Regions from separate parts of the Homo sapiens genome. Here region 2 is linked to region 1. The links are chromatin loops, found by intact Hi-C in ENCODE. Cell type or tissue: dorsolateral prefrontal cortex. All regions are shown on one strand.

What was found. Hi-C counts contacts between places; a loop is a spot of excess contacts. Peaks named below come from ENCODE experiments on the same cell type or tissue, not always from the same donor. Only the 100,000 strongest peaks of a DNase experiment are listed, where the experiment ranks them.
Region 2: a loop joins it to region 1, with 8 times the contacts of the local background. A loop is called at or near these places in 25 of 110 quality-filtered maps.

What each region holds. Positions count from the first base shown.
Region 1 is chr5:152,528,828-152,536,827 of GRCh38, forward strand. No RefSeq gene overlaps it. Among named protein-coding and RNA genes, the nearest start is that of NMUR2, 130 kb to the left of the region's middle. In dorsolateral prefrontal cortex, CTCF peaks have their summits at 3,996 (motif pointing right) and 4,197; no DNase peak of the experiment used is centred here; H3K4me3 peaks cover 419 bases; H3K27ac peaks cover 433 bases.
Region 2 is chr5:153,143,596-153,151,595 of GRCh38, forward strand. No RefSeq gene overlaps it. Among named protein-coding and RNA genes, the nearest start is that of LINC01470, 180 kb to the left of the region's middle. In dorsolateral prefrontal cortex, a CTCF peak has its summit at 4,993 (motif pointing left); no DNase peak of the experiment used is centred here.

The DNA of each region.
Region 1 (8,000 bases):
CAGTGTGCTCTTCTGCTCCTCCTGACGTCCAGCAGCTTGTGTCTGTGCTGGCTATGGTCTGGGAGTTTTTATGGGCACAAAATGGGGGCCAAGGCAGGCCAGAGTGGTCTTGGAAAATACATCATTTGAGTGTGAAAACAGGAGTGCCTGTTCTCACTTAGGTCTGTGGGCACAGGACTGAGGGTGGAGCCCTTACCAGGGACACTGCCCTTCTCTGTCGAGCACTTCTCTGCCCCCCTCCCATATCAATACCAACTTTGGATCAGACAAAGCCAAATAAATACCCCTAACTGATCACATAGGATGCCCCACATTTAGTAAATGACCTACAGCCTCCCCAGACCACTAGCTTACAGTCAGGGCACACCTGAAGTGTTCCAGTGTATCCACTCTAAAGCTTCTCCACTGCCCTGCCTGCCTTTGAGTCTCTGTTAAAACACTAGGGGTGGTGGCTGGCTCCCTTACTACAGCAAGCTCTGAACAAATAGGACTTGCTTGTTGTCATTGGGTTGGTCTTCATTTATTTCCATTTACTGTTGTATCATAAGGACTAGGTCAGAGAAAAGAAGCAGGAAAAAAATGTGCCTTCGTGGAACTCACATTCAAGTGGGGCAGTGATGAGAGGAGACAAACAGCAAAATGTAATAAGTAAGCAATATAGAAGTATGGGCAAGTTATAAGTGCTATAAATAAAAGACATGGGAGCTGGGGGAGGAGATTGCAATTTTAAACAGGGTTGTCAGGGAAGACTTGCTAATGAGGTGACATTTGAGCAAAGCCTGCTAGGAATGAAAGAGTAAGTCACACAGAGGCAATGGGGGAGGGGAAAGCATTTCCAGGAGGAGCCTCAAGGCAAAGGCTTGGAGGCAGGAGGTGCCTGGCAGTTTTCAGAAAAAGTAGGACTTGTGGCTGGAGTAAAGGGAGAGGGGAAAGAGAGAGGTGTGGTCAGAGATGTCAGGCAGCCAGAACATGGAGAACTTTGTAGGTCATTGGAAGGACATTGGCTTTTAAGCCAAGGAGATGAGAAGCCTTTGAGCAGGAGTGGCAGGACTCTTGTTTTAAAAAGATCTCCTGGCTGAATGGGCACTGTGGCTCATGCCTGTAATCCCAGCACTTTGAGATGTGAGGGGGGAGGATCACTTGAGGTAAGGAGTTTGAGACCACCCTGGCCAACATGGTGAAACCCATTATCTATTAAAAATACAAAAATCAGCCAGATGTGATGGTGCATGCCTGTAATCTCAGCTACTGAGGAGGCTGAGGCAGGAGAATCACTTGAACTCGGGAGGTGGAGGCTGCAGTGAGCCAAGATTACACCACTGCACTACAGCCTGGATGACAGAGTGAGACTCCATTTCAAAAACAAAACAGAAAACAAAACACTCCTGGCTTCTGTATTAAGATTAAGTAGAAGGATCATACGCCCTGCCTTGTGCAGGACGATCCTAGTTTATGCCTATTGTCCTAGCCCCTTTCACTTTCAAAAATGTCCCAAGTTAGAGGATGAAACACAGGATCTCCCTAAGAATAAACAACTAGGGGTAAGGATGAAAGCAGACACAACTAGGAAGCTGGTTTAATAATCCTGGTTACAAATAGTAGTGATGTGGAAAAGGGTGATGGCAGGGGAGGTGGTAAGAAATGTTCAAATTAGGCTTTATTTTCAAAGTGGAGCCAATGGGATTTCTACATAGTTCAGATGTGCGGAGTGGTAGAACGAAATGTTAAAAATGACTCTGCTGGGTTTTTTTGTTTGAGTGAAGAGAAAATGCATTTTTGTTAACTTAAATGTGGAGAAACTGGGACCTAATTGTCAGGGGAAGACTGGGAGTTTGGTTTTGGAAATTTTGTTTTTGGGTTGTCTATTAGATAATTGGGTGATAAAGAGTAGCCTCTGGAATGAATTTGGAGTTTAGGGGAGAAGTGCAGGGTAAATGTGTTTTCTCCATTTATTGAGTGCAATGTTTTACAAATATGCAGTTCCCTGTTAAAACTAAGTAGGCATAACTCAGCTATTTGCATCTAAACTGTCCCAGAAGTCAGGGCCTGATATCTCTTTTCTTCCTGTTTCAGTAACCACTTCTGTACCTTATGCTTTTAAGATACTTTTTTTTCTCTTTCTTTTCTTTTCTTTCTTTCTTTCTTCTTCTTCTTTTTTTTTTTTTTTTTTTTTTTTGCAATTCTAGTGGGACTCAAATGTAACACACTTTTATTGTTAAAGTCTAACAACTTAAGCAGAATTGTGATTTCAGACATTCTTAAATTTCCCTGGAAAATGAGAAACCTGTTGGACCTTCAGATAAACTCTTGCCTTCACTTCTAAATTATTTTCTTCCAATACCTATTTGAATATTTTTTTCTATTGCAATTAGTTTTTCTTCTTTTTCAGGGGAAGCAATTGTTCCTGTAATGGTCCTCTAGTATCTGCTCCCGTCTACATAGTTATATTTTTCACTAATCATTTTTATTTTGGTCTTTTTTGACTTCAACATTATATGTGATTTTTTCAAGCCTGCCTGCAACATCACTGACTTACTATTTTTCATAAATGCCATTTCTGCTTTAACTCCTCATCCTTTTAGACAGTATATGCAATACCAGTATTCCTGTACTGTTACTTTTCTTTTTATTGTGTGTTGTGGATTTATTTCATGTTTTAGAGCATTCATATTTCCTTAACAGGGAAAAGCAGTTGGAATGTATTATTTTCTTTGCTATCTCTCGTATTCCATATCTCTTTCATTCTTTCAGAGGTTCTGTATTAGGTTATTTCTTCTGCTTACCCGTCATTCAAAATGGGCAATTCTATTCAGTCCATAATAGTAAATATGGTTATTGAATGAGGCAGATTAAGTAAACCTCCAACAGAAAGCAACTTTATTCTTTTACTATTGCTGTTACTCTGTACTGTGTCAAACCGCCTTTCTATAGCCCTGACAGTACCTTGAGTATATTCCATAGCTTCTGATGTCACTTGTAGTAGTAATAAACTTCTCCAGGCATCCAGGCATCCTTTTCCAGGCATCCAGTCTAATATCAGCTTCAAGAGTTCTTCCAGTTTTTGCCTTTACCCCTTTTCTGTTGAGCCTAATCCAGGCTTGGTTACCAATGGAGAAGGCGAGGGATGGTTGGACAGCTTGGACATTTGCTCACTTGTGCTTAACAGGACTGCTCTGCCTCCTGTATGACTACAGGTAGGGCTGTGAGATAAGAGAAGAGGCATTAAAGTCTTATAGGACAGACGGGGTTGTAATCCCATGTTGATGCTCTCCAGCTATGAAGGCCGGCCCTATGAGGCTTTTGTGTAGACCCAACCTCTTCCGCAGAGGCATCCTGAGTCATAAGATGCCATCTGGGACTGTCTGCTGCTTAAGGCTCCTCAGTTGTGTCTAACAGTATGAGGTTATACATACAAGAATACATATTACATAGCATTGTTAGCGGTTATTATTACTCTTGTGAATGGTACTATTGTTACTACTGGTATGAGAGAGATTTTAGCCTCTTAATTTTGGCTAATTCTATGATGTACTTGTATAAGACAGGTGATGTTTAAATGAGAAATCATAACTAACTTTACTTGGCACTAGATATTTGAGAGAAATTGTATGTATTTATTTGTAGATTATATTCTGTTTTATTAGGGAGGAAAGAACTTAGAGGCTGAGTTTATTTCCATCATTAAAACAAAATAGATAACCAAGGCCCAGAGAGAAACAGAGGCCTGTCTACTCTCCAGGCACTAACAGTCAGGACTGGAACACAGAACTTCAACTTCTGTGTAGTTGTCCTCAGTTTCTGTGCTTTCTCCTTCTGAGGGGAGGTGCTCCGTACTTCAGGACTGAGTGTAGATCTCACCAGATTCTTCCTGCCCTCTTGGTGGGTAGCTCAGTTCTGACACATGCTTTGATAGATAATGCAACTTTTCCTTAAGGAACAAACCTTACCCTTTTAGTGAATGTTTGTAAACCTTTTAAGAATATAGCCACCAGATGTCACTGTAGGCTAGCTTATGCCAAATAAGACTATTGTATCTGTTGTCAGATTTGCTTTGAGGAGAAAATGGGATCGAATAAATGCTATACATCCTAATGTTTTAGCTTATAAGGGAATTTCTAGGGCTGTTTTGAGACAGACCACCAACCATGAGAACAAAATGCGAAAGAATCCTACAGACCCTGGTCTCTTGGTAATTACAGTTTAGTGGGATGTGCAGGAGGAGTCATGTGCAAAAAATTACATGTTACCCATCCCTTTTGCTTGCAAGTGAAATAGACCAAGACAGAAGACATCAGAGTGAGCGGAAGAAACAGCTGACAACATCGAAAGGGAGAAAATTGCAAGAAGTCTTGATGGATGTCTTAGATTTGGGTCTGTAGAGCGTTGAACCTGGAAGACGCCACTTGATGGTTAGAAAGGGGTGGGAAGGAAGGCAGAGTTAAATGTACAGCAACGTAAATGAGTGAAATGCCTGGACTTTTCAGAAGAATGGGAAGAGACTAGTTAACCATTCAAGATGGGATAAGTCCAAGAATGGTAGCGTGTAAGGCTGGCAGTGTGGCCTGGTGGGACAAACACAGTTTTTACAGACAGGCCACCTGAGTCCAAATCCCAGCTGTGGCACATACTAGTTGTTGGAACATACTCTGGGGCATGTTACCAACTCAAATTCCTCATAGAGAAAGTGAGATGATAATATATTCAACTCATAGGATTATGGAAAGATTGAGTTTATATTTTTACAGTGTTTAGAAAAGTGTCTAGCACTTAAGTACTACATTAAGTCTTTGAATAAATAAGTTTCTGTATAGCACTAGGCATAAGAAGTCAAAATAAGGTTAATGATTAAAAGGCAATAGTTTTGTATTATTTAAGGAATATTTATCTGGAAGTGAAGTGAACATAGGCCTGAGATATACCCAGATCAGCACCTGTTCACTGAACACTATGCCAGACATTTAATGGGTGTGGAATAAATTTTAAAAAACCTATAATGGTGTTGATAATAATTTCTATGTACTGAGCTGTAACTAGGGTCTAGGAACTAAGTTTGAAGTACTTTAAATGCATTACTTTAATCTCCAAAATTTGTAGGGTAGGTTATTATTATTTCAGTTTCATAGATTAGGGAAGTGAGACCCAGAGAGAATAATTAATTTGTTCAAGGTCATACAAGCAGTAAATAGCAAAGCTGAGATTCAAACCCAGAACCTGATCATTTAACCACTGCTCGAAGTACCTAAAAGACCTTGAGGCATACTATAAAATCACATTACTTTAGAGCCAAGAGGGACTTCAGTTTGACTGACTCGTTTTATGGATGAAGAAACTGAGAATTATAAATTTTAAGGGATGTATTCAATGTCATTTGGTTGAGGGATGGATGATATAAGAACTTAAATTTTCTGTTCCCAGTCCAGTTCTGAATATAAGGGGTTTTAAAAGTAAACAGGAAGTATCAATCCAGCGTATTATTATTCAAAGAGACTGTGCTAGATCTTTTATTTGTCTTTTGCTGACATTTTTTTTGTCTTGCTTCTGGTATAGTGTGAACTCTAGTGTGTTATAGTGGTCCTTGTTGTTTAAGATCTTTTTTCAAGATATAGAGTGGAGTGGAAACCCGCCTGGAGAGTATATAGTATTTAGTTCAAAATGTGAGTTACGTAGTGGACCTCAGACAGTAAAATCAGCTTCCTTGTCATCAGAGAATTCCAGGCAGGATAAGTTATCAACCTAGAATAATTCATGGAAGTTCATGTCCTCTACCAGGTCACAGTAATTGAAGTTTAATAGATTGCAGGCAGTGGAGGCAGAAAGGTGTAAACACTAATACATGACTAATTGTTTATTCCAACATATACAATAGACTGAAAATGAGTGTGAATTATAAATATGAAAGAGAGAGTAGATTAAGCCTTTGCATGATTAATGAGAAGTATATGTTGGAGAAAACAATTGTTAGTGTATGAGTGTTCACAGCTTTTCTTCCTTTACTGCCTGCCAAGTGGAATTCTGCCTGCCACGCTGTTTCTGGGATTCATTGTAAAAGCAGGATTGTGGGTAAGAGAGCTAATGGAAGTGAGCACAGATAGGCTGGATGGATTTAGTTTGGAATGAGCAAAGATGTCTCTTAGAAGAGGGGAAAAAACCAAGGTGGGTGGGATAAGAAAGATAAGAGTCAGCTTGGGGTGGGTTGAAGAGAGTTTTGCAGTTTTGAATTACAGTCAGTTGCTTTACTATGATAAATGAGGTTTAGATGCAATAGATGGATACAGAGAAAATCTTAAATTGGTAGGAGTTCTGAAATATACCTGCTATGGTTTGGATGTCCCCTCCAAAAGTTATGTTGAAACTTAATCCTCAATGCGGCAATATTGAGAGGTGGGGCCTTTCAGGATGATTGAACCATGAGGGTTTTGCCCTCAGGAATGGATTACTTTGTCCATAGACTAATGGATGATCATGGGAGGGGAACTGGCGCTTTATAAGAGGAGGAAGAGAGGCTTGAGCTAGTACGTTAGCACACTTGACCCCCTCGCCATGTAATGTCCTGTACCACCTCGGAACTCCACAGAGAGCCCCCACCAGCAAGAAGACCTTCATCAGATGTGGCCTCTCAACCTAGACTTCTCAGCCTCCTAACTCTAAGAAATAAATTTATTTTCCTTATCAAATCACCCATTTTTAGGAATTGCATTTTAAGCAATAGAAAATAGACGAATATAGTATTTCCTGGGATTTTACTACAAGGAAGCCTGATACAGACTCAAAGGACTCCTTAATTAAAATTTGAACATTAAAATAGTGGTTTTTCTAAATGTGACACCAAGCCATGTACTAAGTCAGAGGCTATCAGATTGATCTGGTCTAAATGTGAGGGGGAAATACATTTGTGTTGTACCTTAAACTCCTAGTAAGATCTTCACTTGTGTAACATCCTACTATACAGGACACAGTTTCCCAAACTGTATTCCTTGAGTCACTTGGATTAATTTTGTTAATAAGTGTTTGTACAATAAAGTTTTAAAACTAATACACGGTCTCTTCCATTCTGAGTGTCATGGAGCACATTAACATAGTAAAACCACCCAGAAATTCAGTATAACAAGGAAAAAATTTACATTTGACCACTGTTTTTCAGACTTAAGAAAATGTAGAACACCTATTACTTAACATCTTATGGGAATATTGTTTCATGGAATATTGTAGGAAATGCTAGTTCAGTTGAAAAAGTGTAGGTTTGGATAGCTGGAAACTAATTCCCAATTCTGGCCTTGTAAACTACTTAGCTGCAGTCAGTGCTACTCAAAATATGACCAAGGACTGCCAGTTTGCATACTACCTGCTATTAGACTGCACTACATAAGAAACTAGAATGTAATGAAATGTATAAAATAAGCATACAATTTAGTTGAGCTGGGGTTATTTGTAGCCAGACTTCGATGAAGGAAGTCATAAATGCTGATTTATATTCCATTACAAGTCTGACACTCTGAGTAGTATTAGCTGCAGTGATTGTAGTAAGTGACTTGATCTTTCTTTCCTTTTTTTTTTTTTTTTTTGAGATGGAGTCTTGCTCTGTCACCCAGGCTGGAGTGCAGTAGTGTGACCTCAGCTCACTGCAACCTCCACCTCCTGGGTTCAAGCGATTCTCCTGTCTCAGCCTCCTGAGTAGCTGATATTACAGGCACGTGCCACCATACCCAGCTAATTTTCGTATTTTTAGTAGAGACGGGGTTTCACTCTGTTGGCTAGGCTGGTCTCGAACTCCTGACCTCAGGTGATCTGCCCGCCTCAGCCATTTGTCCATAGATTAATGGTGGGATTACAGGAGTGAGCTACCATGCCTGGCCTCACTTGACCTTTCTGATTTAAATTTCACTTTCTCTCAAATGATTAGGTAGGAAAATAAACATGAAGATTCAACCTATTCTGAGTTCTATAACTCTAAACCTGGTAATCTTCTGGGAGCCTAGGGTCTTGGGAAAAAACTGAATATC
Region 2 (8,000 bases), 610 kb after region 1:
TACCACAGCCAGCAACCACATTACTACTAGGGTATATGAGAACAGGCCCTCCTGGACAAGGTCCACCCCAAACCTCCATGCCTGAGCACACTGCCCACTGACCTTGGGATCACCCTGCTTGATCCACCACCATTGACACCTGAGCACTCCTCCTTGCCCACCACCCAACTTGCCACCACCACCACAGCTGGAGCCAACCTGCACATGTCACCTGTGGGCCTGGAAACTGACCCACCCAGACCATCACAGACATCATCAACACCAGAGTGGATCACTGGGAAGTCAGAGGGTTGCCCTACCAATGCCACTTCCCTTGCCCATGCCTTATGTACTTCACAGGTGCCTGAGGACCTGCCCACCAACTTGATCTACTACTACTACTGCTGGTACTTGAGCAAGCTGCATGGAAACCCAAGAACTGACCTGACTGGACCTAAACTGCTGCTAGCGTACACTGCTCTGGGATGCAAGGACAGACATGTCCAGTCTGCCATTGCCACCACTGAGGCTTAAAGAATAGACCACCTGAAATGTCCTACCCAACCAACAATATAAATACATCTTCAGGAAAAAGCTCTTCCCTAAAAAAGCAAATTTGAAAAATTTTTTTAAAAAGTGGTTGTTACACCAGATATCAATAAAAGAAACAGGGAATAGCAAAGAATTATGAGACCTCAAAAGAAACATAATAATCATTTAGCAACAAATTCCAATGAAAAAGAAATTTATAAAATCCCAGAAAAAGAATTCAAAATAATGACATTAAAAAGTTCAACAAAATACATGAGAACATAGATAATAATACAAATATTTTTTAATTCGATATGAATTAGAAACTTACCAAAGTGATAGATATCATAAAAAAGAACCAAACAGAAATTCTGGAACTGAAGAATTTATTGAAAGAAATACAAAATGCACTCAAAAGCTTTAGTAATACATTAGATCAAGTAGAAGAGTTTCAAGCCTTGAAGAAAGATCTTTTGAAATGATCCAGTCAGACAAAAATAAATAAATAAAAGAAAAAGAATAATCAAAGCTCACATGACATGTAGTACACAATAGAGCAACCAGATATTTGAGTTTCTGGTGTCACAGAAGAATAGAATACAAAAGGGAAGGAAAGCCTTTTCAAAAATAACAGAGGAAAACTTCCAAAGTCTAGAAAAAGATTTAGATATTCAGATATAGAAAATTTAGAGATCCCAAACAGATACAATTCCAAAAAGCCTTCCATGTGACATATCATAGTCAAGCAGTCAAAGGTAAAAGACAAAGAGAGAATTCTAAAAACAGGAAAAGAAAAATGTTTTGTCACTTACAAAGGAATATTCGTCAGACTAACAGTGGATTGCTCAGCAGAAACTTTACAGGCCAGGAGAGAATGGGATTATATAGTCAAAGTGCTTGAAGAGCAGAACAGAACAGAAAATTAAATAAAATAAAAGTAAAGAGAAGAAAAGAAAGGAACTATCAGTCATGGATGCTATACCCAGCAAAGTTAGCTTTCGTAAATGAAAAAGAATACATAAATAAAGTCTTTCCAAGACAAACACAAGCTGAAGAAATCCAACCCTACAAGACTGGCCCTACAAGAAATACATAAAGGAGTTCTAGGCTTTAAAAGGACAATATCTATCATCATGAAAACACACAAAAGTATAAAACATCCTGATAGAGCAAACACACAAATTATGAAAAGAAAGGACTCAAATGTTTTCACTAGAGAAAACCAATAAACAAGGAAGAACGATGAGAGAGAGAGAGAAACAACAGATACACAAAACAATCAGAAATCAATTAATAAAATTGATTTTAGTAATTGATTTAATAAACAATAACAGGAAAAAGGTCTCACATATCAATAATAATCTTGGATGTAAATAAACTTTTCACATATCAATAATAATCTTGGATGTAAATAAACTTTTCATATAAAAGACTGGCAGAATGGATTTAAAAAGTGACTCAACCATATGTTGCTTAGAAGAAAATTATCTTACCTATAAAGTCAAACATAGGCTGAAAGTAAATGGATGGAAAAAGAAATTCCATGCAAAGAGAAATCAAAAACAAGCAGGAGTAGTTATACTCGTATAAAATGAAATGTATTTTAAGTCAAAAAAGTAAGAAGAGACAAAGAAGGTCATTGCATAATGATAAGAGTAACAATTCAGCAAGAAGATATAATAACCGTAAACATATATGCACTAAATACAGGACCCCCAAGACATACAAAGCAAATACAAAACCTCCCTTAAATTTAAAGGGAGACAAACTCCAATATAATCATAGTTGTGGACTTCAATACCCCACTGTTAGCATAGGACTGATTATGTAGAAAGAAAATCAATGAAAAACATTGGATTTGAATTGCACTTAGGAACAAATAGACCTAACAGGAATTTGCAGAACACTTAATTCAACAGTTATAAAATATACCCTCTTCTCATCAGTACATGGGACATTCTTTAAGACAGACTGTATGTTTGGACACAAAACAATTATCAACAAATTAAAAAATAATCTGAAGTCATATCAAGTATCTTCTCATATCACAATGGAATAAAACTAGATGTCAAAATAAGAGGAGCTTTAGAAGCAGTAAAAATATATGAACATTAAACAACTTGCTTCTGAATGACCATTGGGACAATGAAGAAATTAGAGGGAAAATCAAAAAATTTATTGAAACAAACAAAAATCAAAACATTACATAGTAAAGTCTATGGGATACAACAAAAGCAGTGCTAAGAGGGATGTTTATAGCAATAAATGCATGCATTTAAAAGTTAGAAAGATTTTGAATAAAAAGTCTAGCAATGCACCTCGAAAACCTAGAAAAGCAAAAAGATGCCAAACTTAGTAGAACAAAATAAATCAGGATCACAGCAGAACTAAACAAAATAGAAACAACAAAAACAGTACAAAGAATCAGTGAAATGAAAACTTGGTTTTATGAAGGTGTAGAAAAATGGAGAAACAGGTAGACTAACCAAGAAAGAAGAGAGAAGACCAAAATAATAAAATCAGAAACAAAAAAGAGGTGTTACAACTTACACTATAGAAGTATAAAATATTATCAGAGATTATTATGAACAACTATACATTAACAAACCGGAAAAGCTAGAGGAAACTGATAAATTTGCAGACACTTACCACCTACCAAGATTAAATCAGGAAGAAATACAAACAGATCAATAATGAGTAATATGATTAAATAAGTAAAAATAAATGTCCAGGACCAGATGGCTTCACTGCAAAATTCCACCAAACTTATAAAGAGTTAATAACAATTCTCTTCAAACTATTTCAAAAATTTAAAGAGTAGGGGATTCTCTCCAACTCATTCTACAAGGCCAGCATTACCCTGCTACCACAACCAGGCGAGGACACAACGACAAAAATAACTTACAGGCCAATGTCCCTGATAAACAGATGGAAAAATTCCCAATAAAATATACACAAACTGAATCTGACAGCACATCAAAAAGATAATACACCATGACAATGTAGGATTTATCCCAGGGATGCAAGGATTGTTCAACATACACAAATCTATAAAACGTGATAAACTACATCAACAGAATAAAGGGCAAAAACCATGTGATTATATCAATAGGCACAGAAAAATCATTTGATAAAATACAACATCTACTTATGATAAAAATTCTCAACAACATAGGCATAGTAAAAACATACCTCAACATGATAAAGTCCATATATGAGAAATGCAAAGCTAAAATCATACTGAATGGGGAAAAGCTGAAAACCTTCCAAGAACTGGAACAAGTAATGGATGCCTACTTTTACCATTCCTATCAACATAGTAGTGGAAGTCCTAGCCAGAGCAATCAGGCAAGAGAAAGAAGTAAAAGTCATCTAAATTAGAAAAGAGAAGTCAAATTGGCCCTCTTTGCAGAAAATATAATCTCAAATTTAGGGGAAAAAAAAAGGTTCAACCAAAAAAACCGTTAGAACTGATTAATAAATTTAGTAATTCAGGATACAAAATCATCATACAAAAATCAGTAGTATTTCCATACACCAATAATGAACTAGCTGAGAGAAAAGTTAAATAAGGCAATCCTATTTTAAATAGCTATTTAAAGATACGTAGGAATAAATTTAACCAAGAAGGTAAAAGATCTCTACAGGGAAAACTACAAAACACTGATGAAAGAAATCGGAGAGGACATAAACAAATAAACAGAGTAAAGAAACAATCTGCAGAATGGGAGAAAGCTTTGCAAACTATTCATCCAACAAGGGACTAATATCCCGAATATACAAAGAACTCAATTAACTCAAAAGTAAAAATATATATATATAGATACCATTAATACATATATACACAGTAAAAAAATATATATCTCCAGGCATTCAGAGCACTTGCTTGCCTGGTTCAGCAGCCTAAGTCATCTCACTCTTCTTGTGCAGAGATCTTGGTATGGGGGAGCCCTCTTTGCTCCATGCCCTGGCAGATCTCCAAGCATGAGAGTGCCAGATGGAACATCAGCCTGAGCTGCTCCACTCTACCTATGCAGTGATCCTGGTGCAGGGGAGCTCTCTCTTGTCCACACAGGCAGATCTCCAGGCATCTGGAGCACATCGTCTCCTGGATTGAGAGTTTAGGCTGCCCCTCATACCCCTGTATATAATTTGAGGCTGAGGAGGTTTCCCAGCTCCATGCCTAGGCACATCTCTGGGCACCTATTGATTTCCCACTGAATTCTCTTTCAGGGCTGGAGCGTGTGCCTGCCACCAGGGAACCTGTAGACAGAACTGCCTCGTCTGATCCAACCCATCTTTACCCTCACCTCCCCGCGGCTGATCAGGGAGCTCAGACTACAGTACACTCCATGAATTAGTCCATTGCCTGAGACAGCGGAAAGCTTCTCCTGGTAAACAAGGATCAAGTATATACCCAGCCACATTGGCTGCAACTTGCTGTTACCTATAAGCGCCATCTACTGGCTTGTAAGTTAAACTTCACAGCCCAACATGAAAAATGCTAAGAGAAGTGCATAGGGCTATAGAAGCAAAGCCCATAGACCCTAACCAGTATTCTCTACAGACACATGCCCTAGGGAAGAAGATAAAGAAAAACGGAAAGAAAAAATATTATATGGAAAGAAAGAAAAAGCAAAACTTCTACCCGCATGAAAATAATTACAAAACTAGAAATGCCAGCATCTCTAGAAGAAAAGGAACCAGTTTAAGAATCTGGCACTATGAAGAATCTGAATGTAGTGATACCACCAAATGATTGCACTAGCTCGCCAGTAATGATCCCTCACCAAATGAAAACTCAGAAATTACAGATAAAGAATTCAAAGCGTGGATTGAAAGGAAGCTCAAGGAGATCCAAGAGAAGCTGGAAAATCAACACAAAGAAACTTCTAAAGCAATCAAGGAAATGTAGGAAGAGATAAACATCTTTAATAATATCAACTAGAGCTTCTGGAATTGAAAAACTCACTTAAGGAATTTCAAAATACAATTTAAGGCTTTATTAATAGACTGGACCAAGTAAAAGAAAGAATTTCAGAGTTTAAAGATCCATCTTTGATCTAACCCAGTCAGACAAAAATTTAAAAAAAGTTAAAAAAGCCTTTGAGAAACATGGGATTATATAACATGACCAAACGTATGCATTATTGGAATTTCTGAAAGAGAGAGAGAAAAAGTAAACCAAATCAAAAATATATTTGAGGAAATAATTCAAAAAAAATTTCCTAATATTGCTAGAGATGTAGACACTAGATACAAGAAATCCAGAGAACACCTGCGATATACTATACAAAATGAATGTCACCAAGGCATATGGTTACTGGACTTTCCAAGATCGATACTCAAGAAAAAAATCTTAATAACAGCTAGACAAAAAAAACATATCATGTACAAAGGGAAACCCATCTGGCTAAAAACATACTTCTCAGCAGAAACTTTACAAGCCAGAAGAGACTGGCGTTCTATGTTCAGCATTCTTAAAGAATTAAACATTCTAACCAAGAATTTTATATTCTACTAAATTAAGCTTCATAAGCAAGGGAGAAATAAAATCTTCCAGATAAGCAAACAGTAAGAGAATTTATTACCACTAGACTAGCCTCACAAGATATCCTTAAGGGAGTTCTAAACATGGACATGAAAGAACAATACCTACTACCACAAAAACACACTTAAGAACATAGCCCACAAACCCTATAAAGCAAACACGCAATAGAAACTACAAAGCAATCAGCTGACAACTTCACGATAGTATCAAACCTCACATAATAATATTAATCTTGAATGTAAGTGATTTAAATGCCCCTCGCAATAGGCACAGAATGGCAAGTTGGATAAAGAATACAAAACCTATTTTTCTGTTGCCTTTAAGAAGCTCATCTCATACGTACCAGTGCCCATAGGCTCAAAGTAAAGAATTGAAGAAAGATTTACCAAGCAAACAGAAAATAAAAAAGAGCAGGGGTCCCTATTCTTGTATCAGATAAAACATACTTCAAGCAAATAAAGTAAAAAAGGACCAATAAGGGCATTACCTAAAGATAAACTGTTAATTCAACACAGTATTTTTAACTATCCTAAAAATATATTTACCTAAACTGTAGCCCTCAGATTTATAAAACAAGTACTTTTAGACCTATGAAAAGACTTAGACAGTCACACAATAGTAGTGAGGGACTTTAACATTCCCCTGATAGCACTAGAAAAATAGCATTAGACTGATAGCATTAGACGTGTGAAAACTAACAACAAAAATCTGGAATTAAACTTGACACTTGACTAATTGGACCAAACAGACATCCACCCATTAGCCACAGAGTATAAATGCTTCTCATATGTACAAAAAACATACTCCAAGATCAACCACATTCTCAGCCATAAAGTGAGCCCCAATAATTTCAAAAAATCAAAATCTTACCAACCATACTCTCAAATCACAGTATAATAGAAATAGAAGTCAATACCGTGAACAGCTCTCAAAACCACACAATTTCATGGAAATTAAATAACTTGCTTTTGAATGGCTTTTGGGTAAACAAAAAAAAATGCATAAATCAAAAAAATTATTTGAAATAAATGAAAACAGAGACACAACATACCAGAAATCTCTGATGCAACAAAAGTAATGCTGAGGAAAGCTTATCATGGCAAGTGCCTACCATCAAAAAGAGAGATCTCAAGTTAACAATCTAACATCACACCTAGAAGAACCAGAAAAACAAGAACAAACTAACCTTAACACTAACAGAAAAAAATGAATAACTAAAATCAGAGCAGAACGCAGAGAAATTGAGAACCCAAAATTCATACAAATAATCAACAGAAAGGACAAACAAGATCAACAGAATTCTAGCTACAAAGAAAAAAAAATACAGAAGATCCAAATAAGCACAATCAAAAACAACAAAGGTGACATTAGAACCAATCCCCCAGAAATACAAGGGATCTCAGAGACTGTTATGAACATCTGTATGCACCCAAACGAGAAAATCTAGAGGAAGTGGATAAATTCCTGGAAACACACAATCTCTCAGGATTGAATTGAGGAAATTGAAACCCTGAACACACCAACATCAAGTTCTGAAACTGAAACAGGAATAAAAAAACCTAACATATAAAAAAGCTCCAGACCAGATAGATTTATAAACAAATTCTACCAGACATGCAAAGAAGAGCTGGTACCAATTCTACTGAAGCTATTCCAAAAAATTGAGTAGGAAGGACTCCTCCCTCACTCATTCTATGAAGCCATCATTACCCTAATACCTAAACCTGGCAAAGAAACAATGAAAAATGAAAAACTACAGGCCCATTTCCATGATGAACATAAACTCAAAAATCCTCAGCAAGTTACTGGTTAACCAAATCTAAAAACACATAAAAATTTTAACTTACTGTGATCAAGTAGGCTTCATTCCTGGGCTGCAAGTTTGGTTCAACATACACAAGTCAATAAATGTGATTCACCACATAAACTGAATTAAAAA